Linked DNA regions of Homo sapiens: region 2 is linked to region 1. The links are chromatin loops, found by intact Hi-C in ENCODE. Cell type or tissue: sigmoid colon. All regions are shown on one strand. Links, peaks and the distances in the headings refer to the core of each region. The heading gives the core; the rest is flanking DNA.

What was found. Hi-C counts contacts between places; a loop is a spot of excess contacts. Peaks named below come from ENCODE experiments on the same cell type or tissue, not always from the same donor. Only the 100,000 strongest peaks of a DNase experiment are listed, where the experiment ranks them.
Region 2: a loop joins it to region 1, with 3 times the contacts of the local background. A loop is called at or near these places in 8 of 110 quality-filtered maps.

What each region holds. Positions count from the first base shown.
Region 1 is chr4:24,465,095-24,480,307 of GRCh38, forward strand. It overlaps LOC124900678 (a long non-coding RNA gene), which reads left to right. Exons shown (of 4, transcript XR_007058074.1): 3 at 2,142-2,231; 4 at 4,157-4,232. LOC124900681 (a long non-coding RNA gene) reads left to right here and starts at 8,170. Exons shown (of 2, transcript XR_007058077.1): 1 at 8,170-10,204; 2 at 12,906-13,241. It also overlaps a transcript of PPARGC1A not described here. RefSeq lists an enhancer at 6,141-6,642 and a silencer at 8,024-8,163. In sigmoid colon, for the core only: CTCF peaks have their summits at 8,037 and 11,295; DNase peaks (open chromatin) are centred at 5,277, 6,157, 6,687, 7,937 and 2 weaker places; H3K4me3 peaks cover 4,332 bases; H3K27ac peaks cover 536 bases; H3K27me3 peaks cover 1,036 bases.
Region 2 is chr4:24,544,805-24,560,017 of GRCh38, forward strand. It overlaps DHX15 (DEAH-box helicase 15), which reads right to left. Exons shown (of 14, transcript NM_001358.3): 4 at 11,447-11,606; 5 at 9,921-10,139; 6 at 4,051-4,218. Among named protein-coding and RNA genes, the nearest start is that of MIR573, 32 kb to the left of the region's middle. RefSeq lists an enhancer at 8,386-8,954. In sigmoid colon, for the core only: CTCF peaks have their summits at 6,857 (motif pointing left) and 7,058; no DNase peak of the experiment used is centred there; H3K27ac peaks cover 41 bases.

The DNA.
Region 1 (15,213 bases), core at 3,546-11,545:
GACTCAAGGAATCCTCCTGCCGCAGCCTCCTGAGCAGTTGGGATTACAGGTGCGAAAAACCGTGCTCTGGCAAAATCAGTAAATTTCAATAAATATAGTCAACCCTTATTAACACACACAAAAAGGGTGGGGGTGGATCTGGTACCATATTCTAGACACTGCTTTGTTGAAATAACGATCTTCATGTGAAAATAATGTAATACCACCTAATGGCATTTTCTCCTTTCTTCTTTTTTTAAAACATAGAATCCGAAAGAAAGAAACATTTTAATATAATTATTATATCAAAAAGGTGAATTTTTCAAAAGGACCAAAAAGTCACACTGCCTTCTAGAGTAAATCACTTTTCTGCTGCCCTTTTATTTAATGCCGTCTGCTGTACACATTTACCTCTTCGCTGGCAAAGTGTGATCATTGATTTCCTATGGTCTCTCTGGAAGGAAGTTCTGCTTCCTTGATGATGAATACAAGGGGTAGGTGACCCCATTCTCATTCCAATGCAAGCCTTGCACTTTTACATTTCCGCTAGGGCTACAGGAACGTGAAAGCAGTGAGAAACTCCTTGCCCTCTTCATAGAGACTGTCTTGCTGTAACTACTGACATTTAATGTTTTCCCTCCGCTTCCCACAACTGTATTTTGGAAGATCACAAAATAAGGGCTGAACCACTAAAAGGCATTAGTTCATGATGGACATAAATGTTAGGCGCATGATTCAGTACAGAAGATACCTGTTATAACATGGCCGGGATGAGAAAGGTAAATTTCAGCCTAAATCTCAAATGTAACTATATGTAGCACAAGCGGAAAGTGACACGGATTAGCTCATGACAGTGTATCCCTCACTATATATATGATAGGGTTTTGATACATCTGAATGATTATAAAATTATTCTATTCATGTATCTCACAGTTATATTTCTTCTGTCGAATATTTTATTGATATTCATGTACATTTGGAATGAGTGCCCCACTAAACCATAATTATTCTGTTTTAGAAGGCCCTGTCTATCTCTCAGGCTAGATCTACCATTCAAACCAAAAAGAATGGTCAACTCAAACATCTAGTCCAAAAAGCATCAGGTAGTTATGGTTGATTCCACCAAAAGAGACAACTTCACCTCGTTCATCAAAAAGAATTCTATCTGGTTATATAAAAGAAAGTGGGTAAACTTGGGCAAACAAAGGAGATATTCACTATTTCACAAAGCTGGCAAATAAATGACACCATTGCCAAACTTGCCAGAAATGTACATGTGGCCACACAATTTCTTCTGTGTTGTAGCAGAAAGTGAGTACAGTGGGGATAAGAAGAGGAAGCTGGCACAAGTCTGTCTGGTGGAGGGCCCAGCTTTCCCTGACTAGCGCTGAGACCTTAGGCAAGTCACTTAATTCTCTGTGCTTTGTTTGCCTCATCTATAAAATGGGAATAACAGTAAAAGTACCTACCTCATATGTTGTTATGGAGATTAAATGAGTCAAATATTTATAAAGTATATGGAACAACAATTGATAAATGTTAGTCATTGTCACTGCTCTTTAATTACCAAGTTTAAGGTTTACATATATTACAAAGAAAAGCGAAAAACAGCACTTTGGGAGGCCGAGGTCAGGAGTTCGAGACCAGCCTGGCCAACATGGTGAAACCTCATCTCTACTAAAATACAAAAATTAGCCAGGCGTTGTGGCGTGCGCCTGTTGTCCCAGCTACTCAGGAGGCTGAGACAGGAGAATTGCTTGTACCCAGGAGGTGGAGGTTGCAGTGAGCTAAGATTGCACCACTGCACACCAGCAAAAAAAAAAAAAAGAGGAAGGAAGGAAGGAAGGGAAGGAAGGGAGGGAGAGAAAGAAAAAGAAAAAAAGAAAGAAAGAAAGAAAGAGAAAGAAAGAAAGGAGGGAGGGAGGAAGGAAGGGGAGAAAGAAAGAAAGAAAGAAAGAGAAAGAGAGAGAGAGAGAAAAAGAAAGAAAGAGAAAGAAAGAAAGAAAGGGAGAGAGAGAGAGAGAGAGAAGGAGGGAGGGAGGGAGGGATGGAGGAAGGAAGGAAGGAAAGAAAAGCGAACAATGTTTTCCAGCTGATGCATTAAGTAAGCCAGCCTTATTGGAAGACCTGCAACAAACTCTTTTCCTCTCCTATACCCCTAGGAGAAACCCAAAGTCAGAAAAATTGGAGTTATGTGAAAAGTGGGGTTCTGTGAGCTGGATTTACAGGAGGATTTCTAAAATTTATTTAAGGTAAGAACGTAGAAATGCACTTAAAACTCTTTTGCAGTTCATACTACATCTTCAGGGAAATAAAAATGTTGAAAAGGTATAGAAGCCCAGTTGATATTTTTTGAACTTTGAGGTATTGGCTATCTAACAACTTTGTAAATGGAGGACATTCCCAAGTCTTGGCTCATCTCCGGGGATGCCAACATTGTCACCACTTTAAGAATTATGAAATGTCCAGAAAGAAAGAAAAAAAAACACTGAATTCTTTATGGTATTTGGACTGAATGGAAAAGAAGTGTTCCTCAGTGGGCTGCTTTCTGCTTTGGCTATCCATATTCATGGAGGTAATGCCAAGCCAAAAAAAAAAAAAATGGGCAGTCAGCACAAGCTTTCGACAACTTACCCACGTCCATTAATGATTCTGCACTGAAACTTCTACCTTGCTGGAGAAGACACAGTGAGTATACAGAATTATGGGTACTGGCTAATTCAAAACAGTCACTGCCTACTCTGAGAAGATAGTTCCCTTATGAAGATGCCATTTTTATATTTCTAGTCTGGAAAATTTGGGAAGTGGTGGGGGCAGGGAGCAGATAAAGAAAAGTTTAAAAAGCAGGGTCAAGCCTCGTGGTAATGTCTTTTACGTAGCCTCAGGTTAAGCTACCCAGTAACCAAAAAGCTGGTCAATCAGGTGAGTAAAGTCAGATGTCTGGCCTCATGGACACTCGAGCAGTCAGCTAATTGGCTCCATTTTTCACTTTCAATTGATTGATTCAATATCATACAGACCTGGCCTGCTTCGATTTGGGCTTACATAGTGACAGCTAATAAGGTGACCTGGGTCCAAACTGCAAGCAGTAATAACCACTCCACAGTCAGCTTTCTGATGGAGACAGGAAGCCGAAACAACTACAGGAGAGAATCACAGGTTGAAAAGCACAACATCAAAAGATAAAGCTCGGTTTTGGAAGCTTGCACTACTGCCATCCCTAGGCGTGAAACTGTAAATTAAAGAATGGTCTGCTGTCTGCTGCACTGAGCCAAATCAGAGACATTTCACATATACACTTTAACTGGGGGTTTCATTCTAATTGAAGAAATGAATTCCACCTAAGCAGATGCTCCCCCCCGCACACACACACTTGCTATGATATGTTTTGCACATTGGCAAGTGGGTGCAAAATATCTGCAACATGGTCCTCTCAGATATAGGACGAAATTTCCCAGTTTTTAAATGGTAACAGATGTAGTTTCGGCTCTAATACACATTGGGCTCTCTCCAAAAAAATCACCCCTCCCTCCCCAGCTTCAAGAATAAAATGTCACAGAACAAGTAAAAACCTGGTCAGTGATGATTTGTGGCTGGGTTTTTGTTGTTTGTTTGTGTTTCTGTTTTTCAGTAATGAATAAACACCCTCATTGTTTCCAATTTTCCAGGTCTATATATCAAGAAGCTCCATCTTCATTATTTTTTTTTTACTTGCTTGTTTATAACGAGAGGCGTCATAATCATGTTTCTTGTGAAAATGAAAGTAATCAAAATGCCTTGTGATTCCAGGAAAAGAGCTTCTTAGGGAGACATGCCTGCCTGCTACTGATGTTGCAGAAAGGTTCCTTTTACATGGTATTAGATGTTGAGAGCACATCATATTGATCTAGAAATAAAAAGCTTGATTTTTTTTTAGTACAGTCAACGCTTACCTTCATAAGCACTATATAACACTAGGAAAAGGATTTTTAATTGAGGTAGAGTAAACAAATTATATCTGAAGAACATTGCCATTTTTAGGAAACGCAGGATATGTAAGCATTTTGGCAGCAATCAGGGTAAAATCATGAACAAGTCTCACTCTTGCAAATTTGGCCCAGGCCTTCCTATAGCAGCTCTGCCCGAGTCCAAGATGAGATTTAAAGTATCGCCTTTGTTGTATTCTTTTTCTTCTTAGGAACAGTTAGGAGCAGGTTTCTCAAACATGTGCCCATGCTCAAATGCTGAAAATGCAAACTGGAGATCAGTAAGGCCCGTTATGCACATGTATTCTTCATCTCTGAAAATGGAGATTGTGGCAGTGTTGGAAACCGCAAATCCTGGTAAGATTCACTGCCCCGGCTGCATTTACCACCAGAGATTAAAGCTTCGGTAGCATCTGACGCACCTTCCCCTAATGATGTACATCTCTCATTTGTTTCTGTACTTTATCTTAAAGTTCATACCACACCACTGGAAGAAGAAATCAATACTTCAAATAATCTCCTCTCCCCACCATACAATTTCACTGCACTAAGAGTAGCACAGTACCCAATACCAGCCCGAGAGCCAATCATTCTCCAGAGAGCAGAGCCAGCTGCTTTATCAGAAATTCTTTCGATTTTCTTAGCAACATGAGTATCCCCTTCTAGAAGAAAGATGTTGCCTCTTGGGGAAACGCTTTTCCACCTCAAGTTAAACTAACTTTACCTGAAGAAGCCGGTAGTTTTCCTCTTTTTAAAACGCCCCCCTCCGCAAATGGTTCTCTCTTTCCTTTACTCCAAACCTGCCCCCATCCAGTCCCTCTCTCCCACCTCCTCTGGTTTCCTAGGAGTTTGCACGTGATTGCCTGTCTTGTGAAATCCAGCCGCAGCCCTTCGCTTTTAAACGCTCTCAAATGACTTGTTTCTATCTCGTTAAAGATGCTGCGAAACCTCCCATCTCTGCAAAGCTGTATCACTGCTTCCTTAGACCCAAGTCTCCTTCCTCTCTTCCTTTGGAGGAATACAAAGTGCCTGAGTTTCACGGCCCCGGGGTGCAGGTCGGAGGCACGCGCCTGGAAACTTGTCCTAACGCCTCTGACTCCAGGACTGGGGGGCGCGGCGCTGCCGAGGATGCCCGAATGCCGGCCGGGCTTGTACCGGGTGCGTGGTTCAAGCCTTTCGTACCCGCCTCAGTCCTCAAAGACGAGCAGGGCTTGGTTTCTGACTCATCGACAGACACAGACACACACACACACACACACACACACACACACACACACACACACACACTCTCTCACACAGGCAGGCACGCGGACGCCCGCTCCTGGAGAGCTGGAGTTTGCGGAGCCGGAGTGGTCGTTGGCTCTCGGCAATCCTGGGCGGATGCAAGGAAGCGTGGAGAGCACCCAAGGCCCGCCAGGCGGGGCAGGATAGCCTGAAGGAAGCCACCGGCGCCGGCCACGGGCAGCCGGGCACCCTCCGGGCCCCGATCGTGCTTCTCCAGGCCCCCAGCTCCAGCGCCGGCCCGACCACCTCAGTAGCTCCTGCAAGTTTCTACTCGCAGCGAGGCCTCGTGTCTCCCGGCTGCCTCACCGCGAATCCTCACTCCGCGCGCCTGGGCTGCCCTCCCGCCCCGCCCGAACGGCCGGCGTACTTCCCGGGGGCAGCCCAGACGCCCCCACCCGCGGCGGCGGCCCGACGGTCTGCCCAGAGCTCGCCGCCGCCTCCCGCTGCTGCTGCCGCGGCGGCGGGAGCCTCTCCAAGGCTCCGGGCGGCCCTTATGTATTATTCACTCGGATGGCCGCAGCGCTTTCTGGAGAGCCCACGCCGGAGAGGTCTTCACCTGGCAGCTAGTAGTTTGGCGATTTGTTTCTTGGAAACTTGGGGTGATGCGGAGGCGGCGGCGGCGAACATTTTTCGGTTGCTTTCGGGGTTTGTCTTCTCTGCCGGGAGCTCGCAGGAACGCGCTGCGCCCCGGGCCCGGGAGGGAGCGCGCCAGCGCCGGCGAGCGCGGCGGGCAGCCCCGCAAGCGGCCGAGGCTGGCTGGCGGGCTCCGGAGGAGAGGCGCCGCGGAGGCCAGGCGAGCCGGGCTGAACGGAGCTCTTTTCCTCGACACCCCCCACCCCTAGCGGGCCAGCTCCCCCCGCGGTGCGCGCTCCGCGGGGCCCGGGAATCCCCGGCGCCCTGGACCGCCCACCGAGTAGCTAATGCCTTTCACCATTGCTCCTCCACCGCTCCTCTGGCCCCAACTTTCCCCAGCCCAGACACGCGAGCGCGCGCGCACACCCACACACAGACACACACCCGCGTGCACACACACACACACGCATACACGTACACACATGCCTCCCCTCCCTCGACCCCAGCTCTACTTCCCCGCGTAGTTTGGAGATGACAGATGCCTGTAGACTTTCACCAACAAGCGGTGGGGGCAGCAGACTACAACAGTTATTTAATTAAAAGGCATTTTTCCTCTCTCTATTTCTCGCTCCAGCTCCCAGAATAGCTTTTTCACCCCTAGACCCTGAGCACATGCCTGTCTCTCCAGGTTACCAGTGGCCCGCTGACATCCATCTCCTTCCACGCCCCCCTTCCGGCGTCTACCCCCAGCGTCCCTGGGCCCCCCGAGTCACACCGACACGCACACCTACAGGCCGGCGGCGTGGAGCGTCTAGGGCACGATGCAGCCGGACTGCATTGCACAGTCATCAAAGTTAAGTGTGTTTGTGGGGTGCTTCTGTGCCCCAGGGGAGGCGCGGGGTCAGGAGGAGCGGAGGCTCCACTCTGCACCCCACCCCCCCCACCTCCGCGGGTCAGGGGACGCCTCTACTTGAGATTGCAGCCATTTTAGGGAAAGAGGCGGCTCGGGCCCCGAGGGGAGTGGAGGGGGGACAGCACGTCGCGGGGGGCTTGCGGCTCTGCAGCCCCTCGGCGCAACTGGAAGGCGGGTAGGCGCCGGGCGCACAGGGGCGCGGCGCCCGCGGCGACTTGGGGAAGGTTGCGCTCGAGTTCCCTGGTTCTGCCTGGAGTTGTTCGGGGTAACGCGCCGGCTCCTGCCTCTTTCTCGGGTTCCCGCTGGGCTGGGAGGTGGTGGGGGAAGGTGTCGATGGCAGATTGGGCACGGGAGGAACGCGACAGAACCTGGAGACTGGAAAGCTAGCGATGGGGGAAGGGGGGGTATCTCCTCTCGCCGGTTGGCGCTGACCCAGACAGTGCGACCCACTTGGCCCCCCATCCTCCCCACCCCCTCCCGAGCCTCTGCCTCCCCACCAAGTACCAAGTGAGCGCGCGGCAGGGGGCAAGGGGCGCGACGCCGCCCGGCACCGAGCCACCCCTTACCTGGTTGGAAGGGGTTTCCCAGGAGGAGCCGTAGTTGTAAAAGAAGGAAGAGAAGAGGGTGTCTTCCGACAGCCCGCAGCCCGCCATGCTCTGGATGCAAATAAAATGAGGAAAGAAAAAAAAAGCACACATACACAAAAGCAACCCAAAATTTTAAAAATCAAATTAAACCAATAAGCCAAGAAGAAATTCTCTCGAAAATAAAAGAAAAGGAGGGGGAAGGGAATGGCAAAGGGAACGGAAACTCTCGGCGGTGCTCCCTCTCCGGGAGAGGAGGGATGCTCGGGCTGCCGCCGCCGCCGCCGCCGCCGCCGCTGCCGCCTTCTCAAGACGGTACCTAGATAGGTTCGTCCTGACTTGGGCAGCCGCCGCCGCCGCCTGTGCCGGCTGCGTGTGTGCGCGCGTGTGTGTGCGTGTGCGTGTGTGTGGTGTGTGCGCGCAGAGCGAGAGACCGCAGGGGAAGCGAGAGGGCGAGATAATGAGCGAGCCGGGATGGAGGCGCAGAGGCAGCGCGAGCGGGCGGGCGTGTGCGCGCGGGGGTGCGTGCGTGTGTGTGTGTGTGTGTGTGTTGTGTGTGCGCGCGCGCGAGCGCGCGCGTGTGGCTGGGTGTGCGTCTGTTTGGGGAGCTCACCGGAGAGCCGGGGCCGTCACGTGGGCGCGCTGACTCCGCCGGCTGCCGGGGACAGCCTGTACTACAGCCCCGGCCACTAAATCAGACCACGCCGCCAGACCTTTTGCAGCCCGCGGCCGGCCGGCCGCCTTCTCCGACCTCCTCGCCATAGCCGCCGGGCCATGCGCGTCCCGGGACGGCAGGGGGCGCGGGTGAGGCCGCGGGCAGGTGGATGGATGGGTGGGGAGTGGGCCGCCCTGAGCCCGGGAAGAGGAAAAATGCTCGAGGAAAAACACAGGCGCCCACCCCCCCGCTACGTCCGGCAACCTCCTGGCAAGCCTTCCTTCCGCCCTGTTTGAAGATTTTTTTTTTTATTCCTAAAATTGCTTTTCCATGCAGAGACCCCTCTTCCAGCCACTGGAAAATTATTTTCACATAGTTGCTATGTCCCGCTTTTCTTGCTTTCGCGATCCCTCCAGCCCCCCCGCGCGCGTGTCCACGCAGGCACAGACACACCGGTGCCTGCCTCCTCCCATTCCAAATGCAAACCCACTTCCTTTTGCCGGTTGCTGTAGTTAAGCTAAGTCAATGCTACATCAAACTAGGCTAGGCTGAGAGGACTGGAAAGTGGATTTAGGGGACAATACTGCCCCAGCAGGAAGAAAGGCTCTAGTTTGGCGTTCTGTTGATTTAACAGTTTAAAACGAAAATGGATTTTGTAGCTTCTGCACTAAAACTCAGGCCCCTTGAGTCACAATTATTTAAAGGGAGCTATTCTCTAAAGTCCATTATATGATATAAAAATGTAAACGGATATAATGTCGTCTTTCTCTCTCTCCTCACAAAATGGTATTTTAGAACCAAATCTTTCAGTCTTAATAATTGGGTGGCTGAAAGGTGTGTTTTTTTTTTTTCTGCAAGAAGACATTCTTTACTTGCTTCCCCTTACTCTTTATACAGATATTTATAGAAAGTAAAATTTAAATAAAAACCAGCATATCTGTGTAAGATGCTCTTAAAAGTATTTGAATCCTTGCAGGAAGACTTGAAACAACCTCTTAAAGGCAGTTTATATTGTTTTCTTTCTGAATCCCGTTTCCAAATGCTGCCTATTTTTATTCAAACCAATTGTGTTTTTCCAAGAGTTCACACTTCCACTTGTAAATTCCCCACTGGAGGTCGAAATCCTCTGTGAAATAAACATTTCCACAGCAACCCAGTGATGTCAGAAACGTCGGCTAGTGATTTCAGAGGGGAAATAAAACAGGAGCAAAGAATGGCTCTAGAAAGACAGTTCCTTCATCCTTGCGAATAGCATGCCTCCTGGTAGAAATTCAGAAAACATTTCTGGCTAAATACCTGTTTTCTTTTTCTGAGATTGACTTATTTTTCAAAGGCATGTCAAATGATCTTTAAAAAAAAAATAGGTCACCATCCTCTTTTCTGGATTGGTGAAGAATGCTGTTTCAAATCAGTGGTGCCTAACCACACTGGCCACTGTAGATTTTTATAAGGGGGGGATATATTTTTTCTAAAAATTGATGTTGGAGAGAACATTGAAAGATGAAATTTTACGTACTAACTTCAGGCCCAAATAATGCTGACTGACCTGGCTTCAAACTTACAATAGTTTTTTTAAAGTATTAGGCACACAGAAGTTCTATTCAGTTATCGAAATTGGTGCTGATCTCACCAATATTGAATAAAGGGGCTTCTCCATTGTTCCCTCTATTGTTTCCTGTGTCTCCTGGCTGAGAAAAAGAAGGGAGGAATTCTTCATACTGCCCCTAATTCAATCCCCTTGCAGTCCCACCCCTATAAACATTAAATGTAAAGAGACCAGAAAATATTAAATTAGGCCCAATGCCTGTGTTTTCTTAGGCTTCCTATCTAAATAACATTTATACAGAGCATTATAGAAATGTCCACTTTGTAAACTGCTTTTCATACATACGTTAGCCCAAGTTAACATTCTGTTCCTGCAGCCACTCACTGATTCCCTGATTTTAGCTCAGGTCCCACATTCACACCAATGGAAGTTCATTCTGTCTGTGTTATCCCATCATCTATTTGTTGGATAAATGGATTCATTTCTCACAACAATTTTGGGAGAATCAGGACTCTTTATCTCCATTTTACAGATGTGGAAAGAGGCTCAGAGATGCTAAATAACCTAACCCAGGTCCTGCAGCTACAAAGTGATAGAAATTGAACCTAAACTTTGTGACCCCACCTACCTCTTTCTTCCAGATCTAACTGAGCCCATCACAGGCCTGCTCTTCTATGAACATTTCCCCCCTGCATACCAGATGGAGTAAGTGATTCCAACCCTTTCCCCCCAGTTGATGTCAAGTGTACATTTGTGAAATGTCTTAATTTAAAAATTGATTGCATGTGCTCATCACTGTCCACAAGAGCCCTGTTAGGCAGCAATTATTAGTTTTTTTTTTAATAGACCAGGAAACTGAGGCTTAAGGAAAGACCCCCCTCCCCAACTCCCCCTCCTTCCTACAGCTAGTAAGTGGAAGAGCTGGGTCTTGAACCAAAGACTTCTGGCTCATGCCTCTCTTTCCCTGAACAAACACACAGGAAAACAGATACATGGATCCACCTAGCAGGCCCAGGGCCTGCAGAGGCATCCAGGGATAAAGAGGCAGGAACAGGTTTAAAAGAACCTCCTCTGGGCACAAACAGGGGAACACTGTATAAAAGTCTCACCTCCAGCCTCAAACGTTTGTTTCCCCTCAAGTCTCCAGCTCTTTCTTTTTTCAACAGGAAAGCCCCCAAAGACGGCCACCTGAATAGTTTTCTGATAAAATGCCTCCTTCCCTGCTTACCCCTCTCCCTGGCAGCTCTGTCACCCCAAAAGAATTCTGCCTTCCTTGATAGATTTGCTCACCTGGCATCACCACAGTAACCTGGAGGTTTGTTTGCTAGTTCTCAGCAACATAAAACAAGCTGCCACCCCACCCCCTACCCTCACCGGGGCCCAGAACAGATGGAGACAGCCCCTTGGGAAGCAGAGGGAGCCATAAGCTCATTGAGAAAAGATCACTCCAGCCACCTTGCCAACTCCTTGCTGTGCAGTATTCAGAAGTCTGAAGATGGAAACCCAAAACAGAAAGCTTTTGATTTCCAGATCCGCTGTGGTTGTTTCTCTCAAGACAAACCAAACTTTCTTCTGCATGTATTCCCCTATCATATTGCCAAGTCACAATTTGTCACTTTGAAAATATGGAATTTGTTGAACTGATATCATCCTATTAGTGACAAATCCATCTTTATTCATAAATACTTTCCGCCCAAGAAATAAGTTTTGTATTAATATTGTATTGGAAATTAGTTAATAGTCCAGATGATGTGGGGTGTTTTCCTTGTTTATAAATGAGGTGCATTAACACTCTCGTACCACTAGGGTGTCATTTAGTGAATGACTGCTCAGCTCTGCAGATGCAAGAGGCCAAATTCTTGTAGATGTGAATAAAAAATGATCATTTTGGCTAAAACTGCAGATGGGAAGCAGATGTAATGTACAGAGGAAGTCGATTTCATTCCATCTCTTTCCTTTATTAAGTCTGTTAATTTGTCTTATTTAAAAAAGCATTCTGAATGCAAACACGTGTTAACTTGAGGCAAAGTGAAAACCAATATCATTCCTGCCTTCAAGAAGTTTACAGTCTCAACAAGTGTTTGGTCTATTAGGATTTGGGGTTGCCACTATTACTTTGAAACTGTTTAAAAGTTTACATCTCATCGAAATCATAATTACCCTGGGGAAAGATTAAAATTAAGAAATTGTGAGACACGGAAATGTCAGGAGGGCAAAAGGAATGTATAACAGAAGAGGAAGTTACCTTTTGTGGAAAACACGTGATGCCAAGGCCAGGGAGGAGGGTGCAACAGTTAATGCAAAAAGAAACTGAGGCAGGGCCGGGCGCAGTGGCTCACGCCTGTAATCCCAGCACTTTGGGAGGCCGAGGCAGGCGGACCACTTGAGGTCAGGAGTTTGAGACCAGCCTGACCAACGTGGTAAAACCCTGTCTCTACTAAAAATACAAAAATTAGCCATGGTGGTGCACACTTGCAATCCCAGCTACCTGGGAGGCTAAGGAGGGAGGATCGCTTAGATCCAGAAGGTGGAGGTTGCAGTGAGCTGAGATGCCACTGCACTCCAGCCTGAGAGACAGAGTGAGACACTGTCTCAAAAAAAAAAAAAAAATCAAGAAAAGAAACTGAAGAAGAAATGAACCTCAAAACAGCTACAGCAGTAATAATAACAAATAACTTAGTGAATGCTTCTAACGTGCCAGGCATGATATACAGCACATAACAATCTCTTTTGCTTTGGGCTTCCTTGAGAAAAGGATTGGAGTGCAAGTTGTTTATTTGGGAGGTAACCCTAGGAAACACAGGTAAGGAAGTAGGAGAAATGAGAGAAAGAAGTGGAGGAGGCTGTAAGGAGTGCAACTCTGGGTAAGAAGAGTTTAGTTCTGCTTGGGACCCTCTGGGAGGCAGTGTGGAATGCACAGTCTAGACTGACCCTCCTGGAAGTGTGAGGGGCTGGGGTATTTGCTGATCTTCCAGCTCCTCAGTGGAAGGCTACTCCTAGGTGTTGGTCACTCCCGGGCACATCCCACCTGTGGCCAGCACAGGCAAAGTGGGGTCTAGCAGCCAGAGTAAGTCCTCGGGCAACGGGGTGCTGCTGCTGATGGAATCTGGGAAATTCATGGAAATGGTCATGCGTGGAAATGGTCAGGGTTGTGCGGATCTGAGTTGGGACCAACAGCATCTGCGACACAAACATTAACTCATTTAATTTTACCAAAACCTTATGAAGTGGGAACGATTACATTTCCAGTTTCTCCCAGGAGAACACAGTCTGAGAGTGAGGAGTGGCATCTGTTGTTTTTACCCAGCTAGTGTCGGTTCCCTCTTCTGGGAACAGCCCCCTGCTCTTCCTTTGAGAAACATTCCCTTCCCCGTCTCAGTGATCTGACCTCACTTTCTCACTCCAGGGATGTGCAGGGGACCCCAGGTGACCGGATGAGAGCTCTGCCTCTCCAGAGCCATAGAGATTTTCACCAGAGCCATAGAGAGGCGTGCTCTCTCTGCTGGGAGAGCAAGGCTGGGAGAATGTGTAAGCCTGGCGCTCTTCCAGGCCATTTGACTCCCACCGGAATGAACCCAGCTGCTTAAGAATGAAGCCAGCTCAGAAGGAAAGAGAGCCTGAGAGGAAGCACTGCAGATTCCTGACTTAGATCCTTTGAGTAACTGGATCCAGCCCAACCTGAAGCTAGACACCTCCCTGGACTTTCTAAGTGTGTAAGCCAATAAACGTCTCCTCATTATAAGCCAGTCTGAGGCTGATTTATAGAAGTTAAGCATTTTGGCCAAGATCGCACATCTAACAAGTGTGGAGTAATATTCAGATCCATACAACCCTAATTCCATATGTGCTAGGGTTCTTAACCACCATGCTGTACAGTGGCAAATAGCATCTATGGCTGGACAGAGCTCAGAGCCACATCCTTTCATTGCCTGGCCCTCACTGGGAGTCTCTTCCCTTCCAGAAGCAGCTGCCAATTTGTTTAACAGAGTAATTGATCAGGGTACATCTTGATTTTCTTTGTTTGTTTGTTTTTGACTCTCATGGAGGCAAACATCTCAGCTGTATTTGAATTGTTTGTTGCATCAAATCATTAAATGTCTGGACATGTCTCGATCACTTGGTGAAAGGCTGGAGTGGAGGTGAGAGAAAGTGTAAAAAGAAAATAGGGAATTAAGGCCAGGCACGGTGGCTCACGCCTGTAATCTCAGCCCTTTGGGAGGCTGAGGCAGGTGGATCACTTGAGGTCAGGAGTTCGAGACCAGCCTGGTCAACGTGGTAAAACCCCATCTCTACTAAAAATACCAAAAAAAAAAAAAAAAATTAGCCAGGCATGGTGGTGGGTGCCTGTAATCCCAGCTACTCAGGAGGTTGAGGCAAGAGAATCGCTTGAACTTGGGAGGTGGAGGTTGCAGTGAGCCCAGATTGTGCCACTGCACTCCAACCTGGGTGACAGAACAAGATTCTATCAAAAAAAAAAAAGAGAAGAAGAGGAAGAAAAAGAAGAAGAAGAAGAAGAAGAAGGAGAAGAAGGAGAAGAAGGAGAAGGAGGAGAAGGAGAAGAAGGAGAAGAAGGAGAAGGAGAAGGAAGAAGAAGGAAGAAGGAAGAAGGGGAAGGGAAGGGAATGGAAGGGAAGGGAAGGGAAGGGAAGGGAAGGGAAGGGAAGGGAAGGGAAGGGACGGGAAGGGAAAGGAAAGGAAAGGAAGGGAGAAAATAGGGAATTAAGACCTTCAACTCTTGCCCTTTTTCTGATGACCCAATCAGGAGATATTTCTGGACAACCTCTGTATTAGTCAGGACTCAGTTGCAAGTGACAAAAACCCAACTTCACTGGCTAAAACAAAACAAAAAAATTTTTAAGAACTTTAATGGTTTTCCTGACTGAACAGCCCAGGAGTAGGGGTGTTTTCAGGCAAGGCTGGTCTATGCAAATCTCAAACAGTGTCAACAACCCAATTTCTTGGCTTTGCTTGCCTTTGGGTTGACTTCATTTTCCATTCCACATGGAGCCTCCAACATAACTGGCTCACCTCTTCCTTTGTATCAGTGGTCCTAACAGAAAGAGAGTAGACAGATGAGATAGATGTGCATCTCTCTCTCTCTCTCTCCCTCCCTCCCTCCCTCCCTCCCTCTCTCTCTCTCAACAGTCCAGTCAAAAATCCTTAGATCCTAAAACATTGGCTCTGATTGGGTCATGTTCCCATCTTTACATTAATTATGGTAATCAGTGGGATGCAATGCTCTGTGATTGGCCAGGCTTGAGTCTCATGCCCATCCTTGGCTCTAGAAGTCCATAACACCAAAGCAAATAAACAGACTGAAGAAGACGTAGCTTCCCAGAGGAAAATTCGAGGACAGTCTGTGTATCTGGTACTTTTGGGAGAATGATGATTGGATGTCAAGCAGGCAAAAATGGCAGTCATCCACATTGCACCTACTATGTTCTCTGCACTGTGGCTAACATGATAGAGGGTACGTGACCACTTTTTTGTCTTTAAGGAGCAGACGCTATGTTCAGAAAAAAGGTGTCACTACCTGTAGAACAACAAATAAAATATATAATAATAAATGAAGTTCACTGATGAGCATATCACAGGTTGTTATTTGCAGGCAACAGAATTCACTTCAGATACTTTAGGCAGAAAGTCTTAGGTAACTCATATAATTTCCAGGAGGGTTAGAGAATTGGGTTTGGATGCTACAAATAGGAACAAAG
Region 2 (15,213 bases), core at 2,506-10,505, 79 kb after region 1:
AAATGCTCTATAAACTATACAGAATAGGCCAGGCATGGTGGCTCACATCCGTAATCCCAGCACTTAAAAAGGCCAAGGAGGATTATTTGAGTCCAGGAGTTTGAGACAAGCCTGGACAACATAGTAAAACCCCACCTCTACAAAAAAATAAAAGAAATTAGCCAGGCATGGTGGCACATGCTTGTAGTCCCAGCTACCGAGGAGGCTAAGGTGGGAGGACTGCTTGAGTCCAGGAGGTTCAGGTTGCAGTGAGCTATGATCATGGCACAGAACTCCACCCTAGGCAACAGACTGAGACCCTATCTCAAATCTATACAGAACCAACTACATGCCTGTAAATACAGAAGACGTCTTCTGGCTTTCTGGAATTCTGGGGTGAAAACCATAGTTCTGAAAATATTTATGAAGAAAATCACTTTTAAAAAAGTTGTTCTGGGAAAAAATACATTTCACATATTTCTTCTATAACATAATACAATGTGATAAAAATTTCTCATGTGACCAACTCTTTAGTTACCATTATAAAAAGTTAATTTTTCTCCACAAAATAATTTCATCCTGTGTGTATGTTTTTTGTCTGGGTGAGTGTATTAAATTCTGTAATACTTAACAATTCGCGGATACATGATTCTGCAAGTGTTTAAGAATCAAATGATTTATGCCAACTTGGCAAACCCTCGTCATTATTGATATTAGTAAGAGCCTATTGCCAGCCAAAAGTCAAACCCTAAAATACAAGTGTTAAATTGAGTCCTTAACAAAAAAGCACAAGTTTTAGGCCTTTCTCAAGGACTAAAAATAGCTAAGGCTAAATACACACACACACAATGCAAAAGCGAACTAATAAATGACAAGATAAAAGCTTCTTTGGTACTTCAGCAGTTGAGTGAGGCAAGCCCTAACCATGTTCTAATTGTAAATGGCACACCATACAACCAGGAACCCATCAGGAGACAAAATGACCTTGAATTTGTCAAGGGATTTACATTATGACCAGTAAGAATCAATATAATTGTTACATGCTTTCTAGACTGCAACACTGCAGTAAGCGTTCAAAGAGCCTTAAAAAGTGTTCAAACCGCATTGACTAATATGGAACAGACCCTATGGTGAAAAGCTTGGCATCACTGTCAGGACATGCTAAGAGTAAATTTTCCTCCCTCAATAACCTGCCTTCTAATAGAACTCACTTTTTTTCTAATAGAACCACTTCCCCCCACTCCGCCCCCAATAACTCCACTTCAAAGTAGAACTCGCAGTACTTCATTTGCCCTACCTGAATACTGTCTGGACACAATAATGCATTTAAACTAATTTGGACTTTTAGTCCCCAGGGAACTCTGTGGTGGTCTCCAACACAAGGACATCAACTTATTTGCTTATAAACATCCCAGCAGCACCACAGTAAGCTATCTTCAGATCCTGGATCATTAAGTCTTTCTTTAAAACTACAGGACCATCTCCACAAGGGCCATTTCTCTTTTTCACTGAGCAATGTATGCTCTGAACCATATTAATCAGCGAAATGTAGGATCAACTATAGAAAAGTCAGCTATTTGTATGAACAAAATTAATGAACACTAAATATTTAAAAAATAATTATAGTTGTATTTTAATAACAACCAAATCCACAAAATAGCAATTTTAAGTCTCAGTCAAAAAATGCAGAAGTTATCTACTGAAGAGTAAACTTGAATGCATGTAAAGAATTACTGTAACTTTTAACTTAGTCAAATACTTGAATAAACTTCAAAAATTATCAAGAGGTAAAAATATTTACCCTCATATAAATATATGTTGCATTCTCAACCTTTCTTGATTGCTAAAAACTTGAAATCGTTCACCATTAGTGCTGTAACATGTTTAAAAGGCTGTTTTTTATTAGTACCACAATCAAGTTATAAAATCTATTTTTCATAAACTAATAGAGAAATAAGAAATGGCACTGCCTTATAAAAGGGACTCAAATATAAAGTTATACAGAATCACAATTAATTTGATGGAAATTAAAATTTGTATTAAGTATTATATTTGTTCAAAAACTTTCAACTTTTATATATTTGCTTTATGCTAGCTACTATCCTTATATTAGAACAGTTTAACAAAAAAATCAAATATTTTTTCACAATTAGACACAAACAGTAAGTTTAAAATTACATATGAACAGTAAAACTTGTATAGATCCCTCCTCTATAAGCCAGGCTTGTATGAAAACTTTAAATTTGTGCTTAACATGCTGCGCCTCAGAATGTTCTTCCTCATAATGAAAATGATGCAGCAACTGCCAAGGAAGTCTTCCTTTACTCTCCCTAGGACTGTCCAGGGAAGCTACATCAGTGCTTTTCTCAACCTCTAAGATGAAATTGACTCAAGGCAAGGATAACATGATTTCCCAGCAAGAGGTCCTACAGTTTCGGCTGAAACACCATCACTGGATGGCAAAGTGGCAATATAGCCCCTAGTTTTGAATTATAAGCTCATGATCAGTCCTCAGAGTGAGCCCATCACCAGCTGTGGCCATCATCACATATCCAGCCACTGCTGAGTCACTCTTTTCAGTAAGACAAAATTCTCCTCAGCATCCTAAGGATTTAAAACACAAAAAGCAAAACAGAAACAAAAACTTTAATTTACTTCAACGACAGCAAGAGCTCAGATGTGTAACTGTAGTAAATATGGGCCCATATATCTCAAAGAAGAACTCAATGAAACGAGAAGTACACAAAAGGATGCACAAACAGGACATCTTTGTTGTACACCAGTTTCACTCAATGGTAAACAAACACAACGTTTTAAAAATAAAACAAATACAGATATACAAAGTACACATGATTTCAAGACAAATGAAAACTAGGCAGGCTGAGGGCTGGGCGTAGTGGCTAATGCCTGTAGTCCTAGCACTTTGGGAGGCCCAGGAGGGGGGACTGATTGAACCCAGGAGTTTAAGACCAGCCCTGGCAACATAGTGAGACCCCATGTTGTTTAAAAAAAAAAAAAAATTAAAGCTTTGCCTGGAGGATGCATTAACTTATTATATAAATATTTAAGACATATATGTCTCTCTCTCTCTCTCTCTCTCTCTCTCTATGTATGTATGTGTATATATATATATATATATATATATATATATATATATATCTATATCTATATCTATATCTATCTGCTGATGGGGACTATATATCTGCTGATGGGGAATCAAAGATGTCTTCCCAGCCCCTCAACAAAGTATCTCAGAAATAGGGCTGAAATAATCTTGTTCCTGTCCGTTTGACAGGATCTAGATGAAGCTTCTGCATTCCAGGAACTCACATACTTATGCAGTGTGATCAGTGCTACTTTTTTTTTTTTTTTTTTTTTTGAGATGGAGTCGCGCTGTCGCCCAGGCTGGAGTGCAGTGTTGCGGTCTCAGCTCACTGCAACCTCCGCCTCTAGGGTTCAAGCGATTCTCCTGCCTCTGCCTCCTGAGTAGCTGGAATTACAGGCACGCGCTACCACGCCCGGCTAATTTTTTTGTATTTTCAATACAGACAGGGTTTCACCATGTTGGTCAGGCTGGTCTCAAACTCCTGACCTCGTGATCCACCCACTTCGGCCTCCCAAAGTGCTGGGATTACAGGCCTGAGCCGCCACGCCCGGCCAGATCAGTGCTACTGTTATTAGAGGTCTGCACAGGGTCAACATTTCACACCTATAGACATTACATTTGGGAAGCCTTAAACAAAATTATGGGCAGAAGGCCAAGGCACCAAAGAAAAAGTGCTTACTTTATAACAAGTGATTTAATAGGAGAAAAGACAGTACTTGGCCAACATCCTTTCTTAACCCATCCTAACTAATCTTCCATTTGCTAAGGAGGCACTACCTAGAAGAAGCAGTACTCATTCTTACTTTAGGGTCAAGAGATATGCGGAACCCTACAAATGGATATTATTTTGTTGTATAAAACCTAGATCACAATCACCCATAACTTAGTCCTTTATAACTGAATACAGTTTATATCTCATAAATCATTATTAGTGAAATATTTATAAAGAGCATTTCTAATGTTACCTTTCTTCCAATTGCTCCATTCTGTTTTTTGGGAGGTGGAGGCTCAAAAATGCGTTGCTGCTGCTGAGGTGGAAGTGTAGAATACAATGGAATGATTTTAATGTCACCAACTTCAGGGCCCAAATCATCAACTTCACGCTTTATTCTCTTACAGGCTTCATCAATTTCCTACAAAATAAAAGTGAGTCTAAAAACGAATACTGAAACATTTTAAAGTATTTATTATAATCCTAGTTCTATGCAGTCTGTTTTATGTATGCCATCTTCTTTCACTTCATGGATACCCTGTTTTCAATTTAGTAACCAAAACTAATTTAGCAAATTTCAATGGGATTTCCAAAACAATCCAAGAAACTTTCATTTTTGTATTCAAATGAATATATAACTGCCTTATTTGCATTCCACACCCCTTTTCTTAGAGTCAGATTTCCTAATTAATTCTCAACAAATTGTACTAAAATTGAAATTTCTCACTCAGGAATATTTAAATGCACTCACGACCTTTTCAATTTTCACAATCTAAAAGAAATTGATGTGCTAGACATTTTAAATAAGCCAATTAGGCTTTAATGTCACGTATCACTAATGCAATTATATGGAAGATTTGCTTCATTGTGCCTAATGAGAACAAACACCTTTACAGTATCAACACAGATATTTAAGAACTAGGCTAACCCAAATGTCTTAGGCAGCTACAAATTTTTTTCTCAGAAAACTACAGTCACACGTTGCTTACTGACAGGAATATGTTCTGAGAAATTTGTTAGGCGATTCTGTTGTTGTGTAAACATTCTAGTGTATTCACGAACCTAAACTGTATAGCCTATTGCTCCCTAGGCTACAAACCTGAGGAGCATGTTATTGAAGTGAATAACAGTAGGCAACTGTAACACAATGGGAAGTGTTTGTTCATCTAAACAAAAGGCATGGCAAAAATATGGTATAAAAGATAAAAACCGCCAGGCACAGTGGCTCACACCTGTAATCCCAGCACTTTGGGAGGCCGAGGTGGGCGGATCACCTGAGGTTGGGAGTTCGAGACCACCCTGACCAACATGGAGAAACCCCGTCTCTACTAAAAATACAAAATTAGCTGGGCGTGGTGGCACATGCCTGTAATCCCAGCTACTCGGGAGGCTGAGGCGGGAGAATCGCTTGAACCCGGGACGCAGGAGGTTGCAATAAGCCGAGATTGCACCATTGCACTCCAGCCTGGGCAAAAAGAGGGAAACTCCGTCTCAAAAAAAAAAAAAAAAAAAAAAAAAAAAACGGTAAAAATCAGTACACTCATATAGGGCATCTGCCATGAAAGAAGTCTGCAGGACTGAAAGTTGCTGTGAGTGAGTGAGTACTTAGTGAATGTGATGGCCTAGGACATTCTGTACAGAACTGTAGACTTCATAAACACTGTACATTTTGGCGATACAAAATTTATAAAAAAATGTATTTTCTTTTTTTTGATATATTTTTCTTTCTTCATTAAATTAACCTTAGCTTACTACAACTTTTTAACTTTATAAACTTCTAAATTTTAACTCTGACTCTTGTGTAGTAACACTTAGCTTAAAACACAAACACACCGTATGGCTGTGCAAAAGTATTTTCTCTTTATATCCTTATTCTATAAGCTTCATTCCAATTTAAAATTTTTTACTTTTTCAACTTATTAAACTTTTTGGTTAAAAGACACAAACACACACTTAACCTAGGCCCCCACAGGGTCAGGATCATCAATATCACTATCTTCCACCTTAACGTATTAACCCACTGGAAGGTCTCCAAAGGCCAGTAACACACATGGAGCTGTCATCTCCTGTGATAACAATGCCTTCTCCTAGAACACCTCCTGAAGGACCTGCCTAAGCCTGTTTTACAGTTAACATTTTTAAGTCGAAGGAGAACACTCTAAAATAATGATAAAACATGTAGTATAGTAAATACAAAAACCACTAACAATGTCCTATTATCATTATTATTATGTACTGGACATAATTGTACATACTATATAGTACTTTTAAAACAACTGGCAGCAAAGTAGGTTTGTTTGAACTAGCATCATCACAAAGCAGTGAGTAATGTGTTGTGCTGTGATGCTGCAAGGTTACGTTCAGCTCCACTATAATCTTACGGGAGCAGCACCACAGCTATCTGAGAAGTTTGTCTTGACCAAAACGTTGTTATGTGGCACATGACTATATTCTAACACATGTGCATTCAAGAGGAGACATAATGAATATCAAGACGGAAAAAAAGAGAGAGACAGATTATGTATGATAGCTCTGGGAGAGGCAAAGGAACTTAAAAATGGAAGGCAGCACTGCGGACAAATGTATTCTAAATTTTATTGAAGTATTAATTCAATTAAACCCAGAAGTATGTAAAACGCTTATTATACACTAGGCAGCCTGTCCAATAAATGACCCAATCAGAAGCTACCCTTGTCAACAAAGTGCGTGTTTTTTTCAAAGGACAATGATACTAAACGGTGAGGAAGAATTTTAGGACATTTACTTTATATTTTTTTAATGTCCAACTGTGTCTCTATATCAAAAAACACAACGTTCTTAAACACAGTAAGAACAAATAAATTACTTTTCACTTATTTCAAACACATCAGTTTTTTTTAAAGGTTATCTGTCTCAAAAATTGTGACACAGAAAACTATTAAAGATTCAATGTTACTAGATCCTCCTTTGAAATCTCAAGTTTCTAAAAGAAAATGAAAGTAGATGCTATTCATCTAAATAAAAAATATAACAAAGCGAACAAATATTTTTTGAAAATACTGCTTTCAAATGTTGTATCTAGATTAGAATGCCCCCTGCTGGCATGCAAATAAAAAATTAAGAGCTCTCCAACTTAAAAAACATTTGAACATAATATAAAACTAGGATTCCAACATTTAAGAGTATCTGCAATTTTGTTAATTTTACTGTACATAAATGAAAAATAAATGCTCAGAAATCACAAAATATCCAGATTTCACACATTAAAAATTAAGTGCTTAAATTAGACATTTGCTTTGTGATTCCAGTATTTTAAAATGACAATTCCAACTTTACTGGAGATTAGACTACCCAATCTGCTAAGTATGCAAGGAGCTAAAACAAAATGATGACTATGTAGGATATAAAGGCATCTCTAAAATGTGGAAGAAATCCCGTAACACTTAAGTTTTTAGATAAAGTCCTAAACAGCTTTAAAACTTGCAATAAAAATTTTCCCTGAGGTTTGCCAAACTTCCAAGAAGTCAACACTATCAGCTGAGAATGCCACAAAACTTATCTGCATTCATCAGAATATAAACAGAAACAGGTAGTGGAGGAAAAGAAGTTTCAACAGCAGCCATCTGCTTAGTCATTAGCAATACTGAGAATAAAGACAGACAGTTCAGGAGTTTTTGATTTGAGAAAAGATTTTTAACTCCAAAAGCAGCAATATGTTAGTAAATTAATCTGGACCTTACCAATTAACTCACTGCATGTTGAAAAAAAAATTTACTAAGCAAAATTAAAAATAAAATTATTTAATTACAATCACTCTTATCTAATTACTATCTAGGCAACACTTTAAACTGTTCTCTCTCCCTCCCAAATTAACTCATGTGACTACAGAAGCACTTTTATTTAGTGGTCAGAATATGTTCTTAAAAACCAGTTTTAAATTTTTATGAGATTACTCAATTTCATGGAGGCTATTCAAATTTATGAAGAAAGGAGTACTGATTTCGCAGTTGCATTTAACTTACCAAGTAAAAATAATGAAGGTTCACAAAAATGAGAAGGTAATATTTACTTTAGACCAGCTCTACTACTAAATACAACAAATGAAATGTAAACAAAACGTTAGGTTTTCTGCTACCTTCTCCCCAAAACTCTTCAAATTCAAGACTGGGAATCTAAAGATAACTTAAAGAAGCAATGGTATGCAAAAAAACAGCTGACAACTAGAGCAGCATTTTATTTCATGAAAGACACTCTAGCATACATCTGAAAACCCTTCGGCTTACTCCCTTCCTTTCCCCAGCTGTGGGATTCACAGAAAATACCGCACAAAGTTGTCTCAGAGAAAAACCTTTCGGGTCCTTAACCATGAGGCCATTTGATATTTCTGATAGAATCTCAATACGCTTATGTTATCTGAGAATGATGACAATTTTAAATAGTGATTTAAAAAATAAAAATATGGCCAGGTGCAGTGGCTCACGCCTGTAATCCCAGCACTTTGGGAGGCCGAGGCGGGTGGATCACCTGAAGTTGGGAGTTCAAGACCAGCCTGACCAACACGGAGAAACCCCATCTCTACCAAAAATACCAATTAGTTGGGCATGGTGGCGCATGCCTGTAATCCCAGCTACTCGGAAGGCTGAGGCAGGAGAATCACCTGAACCTGGGAGGCAGAGGTTGCGGTGAGCCGAGATCGCGCCACTGCACTCCAGCCTGGGCAACAAGAGCAAAACTCCATCTCAAATAAATAAATAATAAAACAAAATAAATAAAAATAAAAATATACTATGCACTTTGGAGGAAATGAGAAACTAGAGACCAGACACAAGAGGACAAAACGATTATCCCAACAGCCTCAATACTACATTACAGCACAAATGCTGTTTATATGCCATCAAAAAAGCATTTTGGGGCCAGGTGTGGTGGCTCGCGCCTATAATCCCAGCACTTTGGGAACCCGAGAAGGGCAGATCACCTGAGGTCAGGAGTTCGAGACTAGCCTGGCCAACATAGTGAAACCCCGTCTCTACTAAAAATTAAAAAAAAATTAGCCAGGTGTGATGGTGGGCACCTGTGATCCCAGCTACTTGGGAGGCTGAGGCAAGAGAATCGCTTGAACCCGGGAGGCAGAGGTTGCAGTGAGCCGATAATCATGCCACTGCGCTCCAGCCTGGTTGACAGAGCGCGACTCTGTCTTCCCTCCCCACCCCCAAAAAGAAAAAGAAAAACCCTTTCGTAAAAGGCTTTTTAAAACTTTGTATTATCCAAATAGCTTCTGAATTTATTTAGCCACTCAGGTATTCCACAGCACACCTATAAACACCCTATTGAAAAGAAGCTTAGAAACGCTACATCTGGCCGGGTGCGATGGCTCACGCCTGTAATCCCAGCACTTTGGGAGGCCGAGGAGAGTGGATCACGAGGTCAGGAGATTGAGACCATCCTGGCTAAAACGGTGAAACCCTGTCTCTACTAAAAATACAAAAAATTAGCCGGGTGTGGTGGCGGGCACCTGTAGTCCCAGCTACTTGGGAGGCTGAGGCAGGAGAATGGCGTGAACCCAGAAGGCGGAGCTTGCGGTGAGCCAAGACTGCACCACTGCACTACAGCCTGGGCGACAGCGCAAGACTCCGTCTCGAAAAAAAAAAGAAATGCTACATCTGAGAATAAAATTTTAAATGAAGTAAATTCTAACTAAGAACTTTTAGTAATCCTTCCCAAATTTCATGAGCATATGGGAAGACAAAACCAAACTGAAGTGTTTTGATGATGAATAGGCACCCAAGTTCACTCACAAGCTAAATACTGATGAAGATAACCTGATTTCAAAGCAGCTGTGATGCACATTCATGCTTCAGCATAATAGCACTTATATCCCAGGGATCTCTTAAACTACAATTGCAAAATCTTGAAATTCCAAAAGCATTTAACACTCTTAAAATAATTATAACACAAACTCTAGTGGTATACAGAAGTATTCCTACAGTATGCAGATAAAAGGGGTTATATATTTTACATATTAATACAATCAGGTTGAAGAACATTGAAATAAAAAATATGATTAACATGTTCTTATGATTAAGGTTGCTGCATATTAGAAACAGTATGTCAAAAGCTAAATAATGAAGAAAATTAAAACAATACCTCTTGACCAGTTAAGAAAAGAAGAAGATCTCCCTCTTCCTCTTCACACATATGAATCTGGATAACTGTTCGAATTGCTGCTTCAAGATAATCTCTCTCTGGTTCTGGAGTATAGAAGATCTCAACAGGATGTGTACGCCCAGGAATAGTTAGGAGAGGACAGTTATCAAAGTAAATCTGGAATTTTCCTGCATCTAGAGTAGCGCTCATAACTATAACCTGAAAGAAAACAGTAAATTATTTGAAGCTGTCTTCAAGGATTCTTACATGGTCTTACAGTATAGCAATATTTACTATTCTACATATATCAGCTATAAAAATGCCCATGAAAACCTTCAAATAAACTGTAAATGAAAAATCAAATACATAATGGCTGAACTATAGTAAAAGTTATTTACATTTTTAAAAATTTAGAAAAAAAATAAATGCACAAACTACAGCATTTCTTCATAAAATACCTTAAAATCAGATTTTATAAAATTATATGTAATTCAGATTGCTAAAAGAAAACATTAATATGCAGTATAATTATTGCTACCATTATTAAAACAAAACTTTGCAAATAGGAAAAAACAGAAAATGCAAAAAAAAAAAATAAGTGGACCAGATATAAAAAGGTTCCTCCATAAAAAGTTTCATAAGAGTTCTTAATTTCTACTTTCAGGTTCTCACTAAAACCTTGGTAGCACAATAAATTTAATAAATAATGATAGTACTCACATTATTCTTTAAATATATTTTTTAAAGCATTGATCTAATTTGTATAAACAAAAACATGCTCAGGCCTCAGTTTTTTTTCTAAAGACCCAGAATCTTTCTTGCCAGTGTTGAACCCTTGTTTGTTTGTTTGTTTCTGCTAAGAGTCTCACTCTGTCACCAGGCTATGAACCCTTCTATAACACTTGTATCAACAAGGGATGAGTCTACATTCCAATGAATAGTATACACACACAACACAGCAAAAAGGGGAACATCATAGACTTTGGGGGACAAAAATGTCAGAAAATAGTTTTAGGCCCTTAATCAATACAGTAACAGGGGCCAAGGTACATGTGGTATGGAGGAAAGAAGTAATACACGAGGGTAAGTGACTACATTTCTAAGGAGCTGCCTGTCCTGTGTATAGTTATTTCCACTCTCCAGCATTATAAGTTACAATGGGTGTTTGTGATGAGACAAGGACATGGATCTGAGGGAGAAAGATTTGATCCTTAAGTAAAATAAGCCTCTGTACTTAATGAAGGGTACAGTGAGTAGCACAGTTACACATATATGTTATTAGATTATAAAAGAACTAGGTGGGTTACAAATTGAGAAGATTGGGCTTAAAAATGCATTACTATAAAGGGGGAGAAATAAAGTCTAAAATGAAAGCACAGCAAAGCAGAAACAAAACAAGAAGGTACTTACTAGTTCCTTCTTTTACAGGTGATTTCTTACAGTTGGTTATTGATCAGTATGTATTCCCCATTTTTATGCCCACATACACACATATATAGTTAAATGGAGAGAAGAAATTACTTCACCTTTAAATCTGATCTCTGTCTTACAACTTCCTTCAGAACACCCATTAGAATATCTGTAGCCAGTGTCCTCTCATGAGCCTCATCAAGAATTATTACACCATAACGCTCCAGGAGGGGATCATTCATAGCTTCACGAAGTAACATCCCATCAGTCATATACCTATATTCCAAAGAACATGTTGGTTAAAGGTTCCGTTAGGTCATTTTAAAACCAAACTTCGTGACAAAAATGAAATGCAAAGACATAAGGTAAATTAAAAATAAACTTCTGCCCCAAACAAATGTGCTACTGTTTCATGATCAATTGCAAAATTAAGTTTCAAGAAAATCTTTTAAGAGTATACAATGAAACAAGATATGCTTCATCAATTCTTGAAAAATGTAATACTGAAATGTACTGGGAAGACATGATATGACCAATTATGGAACATAATGATCACATGGTTTCACATGAATGCCAAGGCAAAATTCGTCATTTTCAATTTCTTAAACCTTTTAAAAACATACAAATATTCAACACGCAAAATCTAATAAACCATTTTAAGTTGCTTCATGTCACACCACTAAAATGTTACCACATGCAAATAAACATTTTTTGTTAAGCCTTAACAATTCCTTACTTAATAAGCTAACAACAGGCTCTTGGTTCAAAAGGGCTGAAAGCGTGAGTCCTCCCACCCCAAAGAAATAATCTTAAAGCACAAAAGGAATTCAATAATAAAAGAAGTGGGACTGAGGGGCAGCATCAACACTAAACAAATGCTGATACATAAATGGAAGATAAAAACAAATGACGTCAGATTGATCAATGAACCAAAAAGGGAAACCAGGCTTAGTTAGGGATGGCTCAAGTGAAGGCTGCTAATATGGACTCCAGTTATCACAAGACAGGCGCCACGTAAGAATGAAGGCAATGAGATCAAGGGTCAAGATTGTATAACTTTGCAGGGGTCAGCTATCTCCTGTCCATTCCACACTGGTTACTGATGTCACTATGAAAAACAACTATCTTCCTTTTGGCACCTGGACAAAACACAGGATGCCTTTAGATGCTTAAGTCACAGCTCATCCAGTTAGATAAAAACCCATTATTTTATTTACGGATTTAAAAGTGGTATTAAAAAATCTGAAGCCATCATTTATGAATTCACCATTTTGGCTCTTTTTATGATTAGTCTAACCTAATCTTTCATGGACCAACTGGATATTTTTAGCTCATGCCATCTGCTGGAGCATTAAGTTCAGCAAATTGATAGTGTACAACAAAAAGAAGTGAATTCTCTTTATTTCACCTAAACTTAATTCTAAATTTCATAAACTATTGGCAAACAAATCCATCTTAACTCATTTATATGCTTTATGCTTCTTGTCCTTGGTCATATTTTTAAAAATAAACTACCACATTCCTGGGAGGGACAAACAGCATTAGCTATAAGGTTATTTTATGTAAGACCAGGAAAGAAAAAACACTGCCAATTAAATTATGACTCAGTGCCTTAAAGACAGTAAAGCATAGTGCAAGAATCAGCAACACTATAGCCCTTAGCTGCTTTGAAATTTCTTTGATCTGAGGACGTTTGGTAATTTTTCCTGTCTTCCGATATATCACAGACACGAGAGAGGCAATACTCTTGTACATGATCTCAGTAGCAGAACATAACATACAGCTTCCTCTATTTGTGAGTTACCTCTCTTAGCTTCAATAGAGCGGTCTGTTGATTTGCAAGGCAAAAAAAAAAAAAAAGGATTGGTTACTCTTCCAACATTTGCTCAAATACTAGCATATTTACACCCTATTGCTCCATTTCCCAGCCTCTTGATACTCAGTGCTCATTTCAACATGGAATCATAGTGTAATATTTAATATTTCTGAAGGCATTTAAATTAGCAAATACTCTCAGTATATACAGACCCAACAATTCACATTATTTGAGGTGAAAATATGTACAGCTAGATCGAGTTCAAGCATTCACAGGCAATAATAACCAAACTGCCACCAACTACAAGACCTCAGTAGATTGTGAGACACATTGTAACTTCAGACAATAAAAACTTGAGAAAAAAGTCACAGAAATGATAAAATATGACTTTAAGTTGAAAACTTCTTAAAACTAGTTTTAAAAGTCACCTTCTTTATTTTGATCTTTTTTCTCCTCACATTCCTCAAGCTTTAATCAATCACAATATGGAGCAGAGCTAACCAACAGACATTCCTTTTTATTTTTCTAAGGGAAGAAATGTTACAGATGGCAGACTATAAATATTATAAATTAGATTAATGGAAATATTTTATTGTGCTTTATTAACTATGCATATTGCAAGTACTTAGTTAAATGGCCAAAACTTCTATCATCCAGACAATTCCCAATGGTTCCTCAATACTGATCATCACCCAGTGATCCCATTCCATGAGGTGCTGCACTTAATTACTTCTTGCATCACCAGTTAATATGGGATACTGCTGTTTGTACAATGAATAATTTCAAGAAAAATGAAATTTCAAAATTTCAAAGGTCTCAAGGATATAGTCAAATTTACTTCTTTTCCAGTGAAGAAAACGAAAAAAACCGTAGTCAACTTTTCCAGACTCTCAAAACCAGTTACTAAGACTAGGTATCACTGTACTGATTCCCAGTCCTAAGTCTCTCCTACATTAACACACTCTTCACAAAGTCCCAGATAAAGGAACCCATTGTACGTACAAATTTCATAGCAAAAAGCTATTCGAAAGATATGCCCAGGTCCTAACCTCTGGTACCTATCAACGTGACATTACTCAGAAATAGGGTCTTTGCAGAAGTAATTAAGTTATAAATTTCAGACAAGATCGCCCTGAATTTAAGAGTGGGCCCTAAATCCAATGACCAGTATCCTTACAAAATGTAAAGAGAGGGAGATTTGAACACAAAAGGAAAGCCACGTGAAGATGAAGGCAGAGACTGTGGTTACAAAGCTACAAGCCAAGGAATGCTAAGGACTGTTAGCCACCACCAAAAGCTAGGAGAGAATCATGAAAGACTATTGCCACTTAGAGCCTCCAGTTGGAACTAACCTGCCAACATACTGTTTTTGAACTTCTGACCTTCAGAATTGTGAGAGAATGAATTTGTCAATTTTAAGCCACTAAAAAAAAAAAAAAAAAAAAAGAAACAGTACTTGACGATTTGCTATACTGTTAAATGTATGAAACCCTTTGCTTAACAACAAAAAACTAACTTGACACAGAACTCAGGAAAGGCAGAATCAGGCACTGGAGATAAAAACTACAGTCCATTTTCCTTTATGTAAGAGTCAAGTTTTACTAACTTTCTTAGTAGTAATGAAATATTTATCCAGGCTAAGGAATGAGTCACAATAGTAAAATTTTAAGTTTGAAGTTTCAATGATGAATTAATAAAAGTGCCACAGGATAGCCAAACTCCACACTTTACTGGGTGCCTTACTATCTACAGTGTTTTCCAACTGTTTTAGGGCAGAGATGCTCTTAAAAATTTATTAGCATCACCTTGGAACTAGTAAGAACTACAAAACTTGAGTCTCATCTCAGATCTACTTAATCAGAAATTTTGAAGGTGAGGCATAGCAATCTGCTCTAACAAGTTTTCAAGTGATTCTGATGATTGCTAAAGTTTAAGAAACACTAGTCTAAATTAATCAAATTAAACAAGAAGCAGATTACCTAAAGATGTCTAAAGTAGCAAAAACATCCTTGGAGTAAGTAACAGTTCAGCTTTTCAACTGTGACTGCTTAATAAAATATACCAAAA